Regions from separate parts of the Homo sapiens genome. Here region 1 is linked to region 2. Evidence: chromatin contacts called from ENCODE Hi-C or POLR2A ChIA-PET data. All regions are on one chromosome and are shown on one strand. The core of a region is the stretch at or near the end of the contact, and the rest is flanking DNA. Distances in the headings are between cores, read along the strand shown. Region 1 overlaps TPT1-AS1 (TPT1 antisense RNA 1). Region 2 overlaps LOC107984596 (a long non-coding RNA gene).

What was found. A loop is a pair of places that touch in the nucleus more often than their neighbours do. ChIA-PET counts read pairs that join two places held with the same protein, here RNA polymerase II (POLR2A). Pooled maps may share reads with other maps.
Region 1: a pooled map shows a loop between it and region 2 (7-fold over the local background). The contact joins two enhancer-like sites. A Hi-C loop is called at or near these places in 3 of 168 maps with a recorded cell type or tissue (CD14-positive monocyte, aorta and naive thymus-derived CD4-positive, alpha-beta T cell), 4 of 37 single-sample maps with no recorded cell type and 13 of 50 pooled maps. POLR2A ChIA-PET finds 5 or more read pairs at or near these places in 5 of 52 experiments (CD4-positive, alpha-beta memory T cell, H1, WTC11 and 2 more).

What each region holds. Positions count from the first base shown.
Region 1 is chr13:45,364,602-45,369,585 of GRCh38, forward strand. The region is part of intron 3 of TPT1-AS1 (TPT1 antisense RNA 1); the gene reads left to right. Among named protein-coding and RNA genes, the nearest start is that of TPT1-AS1, 26 kb to the left of the region's middle. RefSeq lists an enhancer at 2,872-3,378. Within about 2 kb of position 2,935, at least 12 of the 41 ENCODE cell types and tissues checked have a DNase peak (open chromatin) inside an H3K27ac peak, as active enhancers do.
Region 2 is chr13:45,053,120-45,057,853 of GRCh38, forward strand. LOC107984596 (a long non-coding RNA gene) reads left to right here. Exons shown (of 3, transcript XR_001749861.1): 2 at 1,164-1,519. Among named protein-coding and RNA genes, the nearest start is that of GTF2F2, 65 kb to the right of the region's middle. RefSeq lists enhancers at 2,366-3,565, 3,295-3,589. Within about 2 kb of position 2,877, at least 13 of the 41 ENCODE cell types and tissues checked have a DNase peak (open chromatin) inside an H3K27ac peak, as active enhancers do.

The DNA.
Region 1 (4,984 bases), core at 1,685-4,184, 310 kb after region 2:
AGGCGTACACCACCACACCTGGGTAATTACGTATTTTCAGTAGAGACGGGTTTCTCCATGTTGGTCAGGCTGGTCTCGAACTCCTGACCTCGGGTGATCCGCCTGCCTCGGCGTCCCAAAGTACTGGGATTACAGGTATGAGCCACCGTGCCCAGCCGGTTTTTTTTTTTTTTTTTGTATAGCAATGGAAGAATGGCCTCGTACACACGCTAGAGTGGAAAGTCCCAGGCACCAAGGCTTCCCACCCTAGAAGCAAGCTCAGGGCTTTCTCTTCATCCTTCCAGGGAGAGCACTGAGAGATGATGGGGGGTTGGCAGGGGGCATCCCTTGGATTATCATTCTCCAGACTTAGGCTTGGAGGGGAGGGTGGAGAAGTGGATTTCTGGGTCTGGTCCACCTCACCTGTTTTCTCAGCTTCTCACCCACTCAGAGCTCTTGCCCCAATTCTCCCTTTCATCCTGCAGATCCCTGCGCCTGACTCATCTCAGGCGAGGAGGCAAATCATCAGTTATCTCAGGCAGCAGCAGGACGAGACTCCTTTCTGATTTTCTCCTTCCCTGGCCACCTCTCCCCACCCCATATTCACTCATTCCAAACCTCTGGCCTCCCCAGCAACTCTACATCCTCATCTCCATCTGTTCCCTCTCTCGATGCTGTGGGTGACGTTGGAGAGGGAAGCCCGGAGCCCTGACCTAGTCCGGCGTGGAGAGAGGAATGGAAAGCAGTGTCCCTTTTGAGAAGGCAAATTTACAGCTGGCTTTTGTAATCCTAGCTATTTTTTGTTTGTTTGCTAAGTCTTTGATAGTCCCCAGTGTGGTTTGTCTGCCAGTGATCTCAGCACCACCAGAGAGCTTGTTAGAAATGCGGCATCCCAACCCCACCACAGCCCTCCCAAGTCAGATACTGCCACCTCACGAGGCCCCCCAGGGATCCACAAGTTCATTAAAGTTTCAGGAATCCAATTCTACTACAAAATATACATTTATAATTAGGAAAAGGATAGTTTCTTTTAAATGGTAGAACTTCCCCAATGAGTCAGCTACCTGTATTTCTGGCCTGTCAGGCTAGACACTGGAGACCATTCTGCATAGAATTGTACCTCCCTGAACTACTGTTAGGCCTTAGGGTGGGGATTCATCTTTCCCTTCTCCCCACCATGGAGACAAAATCCTCTTAAACATATCCGGGCCTGGCATGGTGGCTCACGCCTGTAATCCCAACACTATGGGAGTCCGAGGAGGGTGGATTACCTGAGGTCGGGAGTTTGAGACCAGCCTGACCAACATGGAGAAACCCCGTCTCTACTAAAAATACAAAATTAGCCGGGCATGGTGGCACATGCCTGTAATCCCAGCTACTCGGGAGGCTGAGGCGGGAGAATTGCTTGAACCTGGGAGGCAGAGGTTGCAGTGAGCCAAGATCACGCCATTGCACTCCAGCCTTGGCAACAAGAGCAAAACTCCATCTCAAAAAACAAAAACAAAAACAAAAAATAAAACATATCCAGCAGTAGGCCAGACACGGTGGCTCACCCCTGTAATCCCAGCACTTTGGGAGGCTGAGGCAGGTGGATCACTGGAGGTCAGGAGTTTGAGACCAGCCTGGCCAACATGGTGAAACCCCATCCTTTACTAAAAATACAAAAATTAGCTGGGTGTGGGGGCATGTGCCTGTAATTCCAGCTACTCAGGAGGCTAAGGTAGAAGAATCGCTTGAACCCAGGAGGCGGAGGTTGCAGTGAGCCGAGATCGTGCCACTGCACTCCAGCCTGGGCTACAGAGTGAGACTCCATCTCAAAAAACAAACATGGTGGCTCACGCCTGTAATCCCAGCACTTTGGGAGGCCGAAGCAGGTGGATCACCTGAGGTCAGGAGTTCGAGACCAGCCTGGCCAAGATGGTGAAACCCTGTCTCTACTAAAAATACAAAAATTAGCCAGGCATGGTGGTGGGCGCCTGTAGTACCAGCTACTTGGGAGGCTGAAGCAGGAGAATCGCTTGAACCCAGGAGGTGGAGGTTGCAGTGAGCCAAGATCATGCCACTGCACTCCAGCCTGGGCGACAGAGCGAGACTCTGTCTCAAACAGGCCAGGCGTGGTGGCTCATGCCTGTAATACCAGCACTTTGGTAGGCCAGGAGTTCAAGATGAGCCTGGCCAACATGGTGAAACCCCGTCTATACTAAAAATACAAAAAGACTGGCGTGGTGGTGGGCGCCTGTAATCACAGCTACTTGGGAGGCTGAGGCAGGAGAATCGCTCGAACCCAGGAGGCGAAGGTTGCGGTGAGCCAACATTGCACCACTGCACTCCAGCCTGGGCGACACAGCAAGACTCTGCCTCAAAATAAATAAACAAACAAACAAAAATATCTGGCAGCAATTTTCAAGCATTCAAAAGAGATGTGAAGGAAAAAAATTTGGCCGGGAGCAGTGGCTCACGCCTGTAATCCCAGCACTCTGGGAGGCCAAGGTGTGCGGATCACGAGGTCAAGAGTTCGAGACCAGCCTGACCAACATGGTCAAACCTGGTCTCTACTAAAAATACAAAAATTAGCTGGGCATGGTGGCACGTGCCTGTAATCCCAGCTACTCAGGAGTCTGAGGCAGGAGAATCGCTTGAACCTGGGAGGCAGAGGTTTCAGGGAGCCGAGATCACACCACTGCACTCCAGCCTGGGCAACAGAGGGAGACTGTCTCAAAAAAAAAAAAAAATAAATAAATCAGCATAGTAATTGATGAGGACAAGGACATTTTATTATCATGGGATTATGGGGACAAATGATTGCTGAAATCATAATTAGCTTTCTGGCGGGGGAAGATAGTAAGGTAGAAAGAGGAGAAATGGGTGTAATCAAAGGAAGTGGCAGAGAGAGATTAAAAAAAAAAAACAGGAAATGAGAACAAGAATATGACTAACAATGCCTGAGCCCCACCCACCCATCCTCAGAGTGGACTCCCTCTCTCAAAGGCTTGTGGGCACCTGCCCCCGAGCTGACTCACCCTGTTCAGTCATCACAGCTCACTGCAGTGATGAAGGCTCAGGTGATCCTTTCACATCAGCCTCTCCAGTAGCTGGGACTAAAGGCATGTGCCACCATACCTGGCTAATTTTTTGTTTTTGTTTTTGTTTTGAGATGGAGTCTTGCTCTGTCACCCAGGCTGCAGTGCAGTGGCATGATCTAGGCTCACTGCAACCTCCACCACCTGGATTCAAGCAATTCTCTGCCTCAGCTTCCTGAGTAGCTGGGACTACAGGTGCCTGCCATGACGCCCAGCTAATTTTTTTGTGTATTTAGTAGAGATGGGGTTTCACCATGTTAGCCAGGATGGTCTCGATCTCCTGATCTCGTGATCCACCTGCCTCAGCCTCCCAAAGTACTGGGATTACAGGTGTGAGCCACCGTGCCCGGCCGTATTTTTTGTATTTTTAGTAGAGACAGGGTTTCACTATCTTGGCTAGGCTGGTCTTGAACTCCTGACCTCAAGTGATCCACCCACCTCGGCCTCCCAAAGTTCTGGGATTACAGGCATGAGCCACTGTGCCCAGCCACCCGTCACCTGCTAGTGTAGACAAATGAATAAACTTAGACAAGCACATGGGCTCCCTCTATACCAGCCTAGACTTTGACACTGAAACTCCATGAGTCTGGGCCACTTCCTGCCACAAGTGTGAATGGAAAATAAATCATTTTCCAAGGAACCCAAAATCACTAAGCCAAGGAGTCAAGCTGAGAACTTTCAGGCAAACCTGCCCCCCATTTTATTTCCTAAATAAGAGAGCTACAAAGATTAAAAAAAAAAAAAAGCTACACACCTTGCTCATAATTTGCCCACAAGGAAATACCTAATTCCACAAGGAAGGGCTAATCAGAAACTCAACAGAATGCAACTGTTTGTCTCTTATCCACCTGTGACCTGGAAGCCCCGTCCCTCACCTCGAGTTGTCTCGCCTTCCTGGACCAAACCAATGTACATCTTACACATATTGATTGATGTCTCATGTCTCCCTAAAATGTATAAAACCAAGCTGTGCCCTGACCACCTTGGACACATGTGGTCAGGACTTCCTGAGGCTGTGTCACGGGCGTGTGTCCTCAACCTTGGCAAAATAAACTTTCTAAATTGGTTGAGACCTGTCTCGGATACTTTGGGTTCACATAAGGAAACAGGAAGCAGGGATCTGGTGTCTATTTCTTTTTCCAAGCACAATGTAAGCACAGTTCTAGGCTGTGTTTGTCTTGTGAGTCCTTCCTGGCTCCCCTCAGGCACTGGCTTTCTCTCCTCTCTCCTGCCTTCTCTTTCTGGATCCACCCTCCAAATGTTGGAGTTCCTTAGGGTTTGATTCTTGGAACTCTTCTGTGTTTATGTGTTCTCCCTAGATAGCATCATCCGTAAGTGACTTAAATAGCACTCATAATGCTTAAAAAAAAAAATTTCCATTTCTAGCCTGGACGTCTCTGAATTTCAGAATAAGGTAAATGAAGAATTCACCTTTATACACCTTAAGTTTGAAATGCCGGTGATTTATCCAACAGCCTCCTTGGTTTTGGTTTTAGCCGTATCACCGGCATCTCATTTAACTCAACGTATGCACATCTGAATTCTACTGACTCTCCTAAACTTGCACTCTGCTCCATCTCAGCCAATGGTACCACCCAGTTTCCTGAGCTAAGTGCCTTCTTTGACACCTTCCTTTCCAACACCACCTCACCTGATCTGTCACCAGTCCTGTCACTTGTTTTAAATCCTTGCACTGTCTCCCACCTCTGCACCTCTCCTCCTTGTCTCAGCCTGCTGTCTCACCCTTCTACTCTTCCTCCCTAAAGTCTGTAATCATCTAGCACCATCTTGTTAAAACATAAAAGATCATGCAGAGTCCCACTTAAAAGCTTACAAATATCTCATTGTACTTAAAATAAAGCTCAAATTCAGCAATGCCTAGAAGGCAGTGAGGAGTGGATAGGTATGAGAATGGCTGCTGATGT
Region 2 (4,734 bases), core at 1,627-4,126:
GAAAGCAGGGTCACCAAGGTTAATACATGTCATTATTCAGGTGTGCAGAAAGTAAACTATTTTTTTCTTTTCTTTTTTTTTTTTTTTTTTTGAGACAGGGTCTTGCTCTGTCACCTAGGATGGAGTGCAGTGTTTTGATCATAGCTCACTGCAGCCTCAAACTCCTGGGCTTAATCAATCCTCCCACCTCAGCCTCCCAAACAGCTGGACCACAGGCTCGTGCCACTACACCCAGCTAATTAGCTTTAAAATTTTGTAGAGACAGAGGTCTCATTATGTGACGTAGGCTGGTCTTGAACTCCTGGCCTCAAGAGATCCTCCCACTTCACCCTCCCAAAGTATTGAGATTACAGGCATGGGCCACAGAAGTGACTAAATATTTAATACAATAATTTGGCCATCCATGTAGGTCACCTATGTCCATGTGTGTGTCTTATGCCCACCTTGCCCTCTGCTTCTCTCCCTAAGGGAGCATGGAAGATTATGGTTTTTATAACCTCATGATGGCCAAAAAGAGTTGGGGACTTCAAGAACATAGGCAGCATCTCTTTCCTTCATAGTGCCCCTGGCAGGGCTGGCATTTGAGGCTGAAATTCCATGGCTATCCTAGTCTAACTTAGCTTGACCTGGCCCAGGGGTGCTGCCTGGACTATGAACACTTACTGGGTCCCCTAACACAGTCAAGTCTGTCTGTGTTTCCCATTCAACCCTGGCTTGAGTGCTGTTCACTGCACAGTTCTTTGCTGTGGAACTACTGCTCCTCCATTATGTCAATCTCCTCAGCTAAACTCTAGATTTTATCTGTAACATACTGGCATCAAGGGAGGCTTTAAACAACTAACTCTCAGAGACTGTCCAAGATGAAATGGGTGCACCCGGGAGTCATTCGAAATACTTAAAAGCCAGTAAAGTACAAGCACCATACAATCAGCATGGAAACTGGTCCTTATGAATCAAAACTGGCTGCAACCTCCCCAAGTGGCTCTGTGAGTGCAGAATGGTACAGGGGCATCCTGTAAGAAGGCCCCTATCCTCCCCTGATTTACTGTATACTACCTGCTCTCCAGGCACGTTTCTGCCCACTCTGTTTTCCCATCTCACTCCTCTTGTTCTCTCCACAGTTCCTCACACCTCAAAAGGCTTTTATTTCATTTATCACTCAGTTTTTAGGTGCAAGGAACAGAACCGACGCTGCTGGACTTAAGGAGCAAAGGAATTTATCAGAAGGATATTGGATGGCTTGCAGGAACCTGAGAGGCCCAGAGCCAGGCACTGAGGCTCTGCAGCCAGGAACAATTGCCCACAAGAAAGCCTTAGAAACACTTCTGTGCTGGACCCCACAAGTTCCACCACTGACAACACGGGATCAATAATGCGGCTACGGTCACTGCCATCATCTGCTCTGTACCGCACCTGCTTCTTCCAAACCCCTGATTTCTCATCAATCAGGGTTAGGGAAGATGTCCCTGACTGGCCTGTGCCTTCAGTTGTGCTCAAGGAGCTGGAAAAGCAAGATCTGGTACTTTCTGATTCTCTAGTGGGAATGGGTTCTGCTCAAATAGAGAAAGGGGCTTTCAAGGTTGGCCTGTCAGTATGACTAGCACACTCTACTCTTCCCTCCTGGTTTATTTTCCCACTATAGATAGAGTGGTACTTATCTAGCTGTCCTAGCCTTAAGGGGTGGGAATGCCAGGTTTACAAATAAAAATACAGGTCAGGCACAGTGGCTCACGTCTGTAATCCCAGCACTTCGGGAGGCCAAGGCAGGCAGGTTGCTTGAGCTCAGGAGTTCGAGACCAACCTGGCCAATGTGATGAAACCCCATCTCTACTAAAAACACAAAAAATTAGCCAGGCATGGTGGCACACACCTGTGGTCCCAGCTACTTGGGAGGCTAAGGCACGAGAATTGCTTGAACCCAGGAGATGGAAGCTGCAGTGAGCTGAGATCGCGCCACTGCGCTCTAGCCTGGGCAACAGAGTGAGACTCCCTATCAAAAAAAAAAAAATACGAGATGCCCAGTTATATTTAAATAAACAGCAAATTTTTTAGTGTAATTATGTTCCATGCAATATTTGGAACATATTTATTCTAACAAATTATTCATTGTTTATCTAAAATTCACTGGGCATTCTGCATCTTCTCTGGCAGCTCGCCTTAGGAGTATCTTCTCTATGCTGCACTGCCTTTTCCTAAACTGAGCCAGGCCCCGGTTTCTGAGTGTGATAAAGATGCTGAAGTGCAAAATCCACCTTCAAGATGAAAGCCAGCTGCCTGATCCTGGTTTTGAGTGCCAAAAATTCGAAATTACCCAGTCTTTCTCTCGGCTTTCCTCCCATAACAGATGTGCATGTTCCCTAATCAGACAGACGCCTGGAGCCAGCTAAAGTACAGGTTGTGTCCTTGGGAAAGTGAAGGAGAAGCACATTAAAATTTAAAAAAACGATTACCCAGTTGCAATAACTAAAAGTAGAGTAAGTGGTGCAGAAAGATTTCATGAATTTTTATACTGGGCTCTCTCAAATTCCAGTACCTCAAGTTTCCTGTGACTCACACTTTACAGGGCTTTAATAGGTGGTGAAGCTATAAAGTAATGAAACTGATTTTCATGTGTTACCACACATACATGGAGATGAGTCAACAACTACTTTTGCTCTCACCTCCCACGTCCCAGGGTGGATCCATTACTCAATTGCCGATCTGTTCCTTTAATTCAAAAAGGCAAATGATTTTCAAAGCCACTGCATTTCAATATATTATAGACAAGATGCTAAAACTGTTTCCTAAGCTTTCTTAAAATTATAAATAACACAAACGAGGCACACAACTTTGCCAAATTCTTCTAAAGCAACCCACACAAAGACTTTACTCATTTACACAAGTCTTAGACGAGGAATAATTAGACCTTCTCAAACCAATGTCAGCTCTCTCTGGGCTGCCAGACAAACCACCGTGGGATGTTTCCAAGCCACAGAAAACAAATGGTATCTGTGAGAGCTGGTGCTCGTGCTGGAATATCTTTCACTAGCCAGGCTCCATTCCTTGGGAAGAAACCCCATCTATGCTTCTCCTTAAATTAAGCCTTTTTTCAATTCCTCAAACATGCCTTGTCCTTCCCATTTTGGGGCCTTTGTGCAGTGTTCCTCCTTCTGGAACCCTCTTCTTTGCTTCATCCAGTGACCTGTCAGATCTCCGCTCAAAATCATTTCCTCTGGAAAAAGTCAGTTCCCTAAACCTCCTCACCCCAAGCCCTGTGGCTGGATCAGGGCTCCCTGTTACATGCTTTCAGAGTTCATGCTGCCACTCCTTCTTAGGCTTATAAGGCTATTGTTGTGTGATTTGGGGATTAAGGCCAACTCCTGTCTTACTCAGTCATGGATGTTTTGGCTGGGTGGCTGCTTGTCCGAAACCCCATCTCCCAGCCTTCCTTGCAGCTAGGTGTGGCCTCGTGACTGGAATCTAGCCAATGACTGCATTCAACTTCTGAGTGTAGCACTTAGAAGGAAAGGAGGGGAGCCTCCTTTTTTCTGTTTCTCCCTTCAACAGCCTGAAGGCAAATGTAATGGTGAACTGATAAGGGACAGGACAGCAGAGGGACAAAGGGAGCCTGGGTGTCCATCACCATCAATCCACCAGACTAGCTCCACTCACTATCTGGATTGTGAACCTGAGAACTGCACGACTTTCCTGGTTTGGTGGTGGTGGTGGTTGTTATTGTTGTTTGGAGACGGAGTCTCTGTTGCCCAGGCTAGAGTGCAGTGGTGTGATCTCGGCTCACTGCAACCTCTGCCTCCCAGGTTCAAGCGATTCTCCTGCCTCAGCCTCCCAAGTAGCTGTGATTGCAGGCGCATGCCACCATGCCAGACTAAGTTTTGTTTTTTGTTTTGTTTTTTGAAACGGAGTTTCTCATCACCGAGGCTGGAGTGCAGTGACGCGATCTCAGCTCACTGCAACCTCCATCTCCTGGGTACAAGTGATTCTCCTGCCTCAGCCTCCCGAGTAGCTGGGATTACAGGTGCCTGCCACCACACAGGCTAGTTTTTCATATTTTTAGTAGAGATGGGTTTTTACCATGTTGGCCAGGCAGGTCTCGAACTCCTGACCTCAGGCAATCCACCCACCTCAGCCTCCCAAAATGCTGGGATTACAGGCGTGAGCCACCACACCCAGCCTAAGTTTTGTATTTTTAGTAGAGATAGGGTTTTGCCATGTTGGCCAGGCTGCTCTCAAACTCCTGGCCTCAAGTGATCCACCTGCCTCAGCATCCCAAAATGCTGGGATTACAGGTGTGAGGCACCATGCCTGGCCATGACTTTCCTGTTTAAGCCACCGTACTGAGTCTCATGAAAGTAGCCTGTATCTAGCAAATGCAGATTGGAACCCAGAGCCACTTGATCTCAGAATCCAAGCTCTGAATGACCACCACATGATGTTTTCCACACCATGGGCCTCTTCTCTATTATACATGTTACAATACATCTTAACATTTCACAGATCATATAGCAGACCACTTTGATGAACGTGGGGCTCACTTCCTGGATCTGTACTAGATCCCAGAGTGAATATGGTGCCCTCCAATTCATGCAATTCTCCTGCCTCAGCCTCCCAAGTAGCTGGGATTACAGGCATGCACCACCACACCTGGCTAATTTTTTGTACTTTTAGTAGAGACAGGGTTTCACCATGTCGGCCAGGCTGGTCTTGAACTCCTAACCTCAAGTGATTCACCCACCT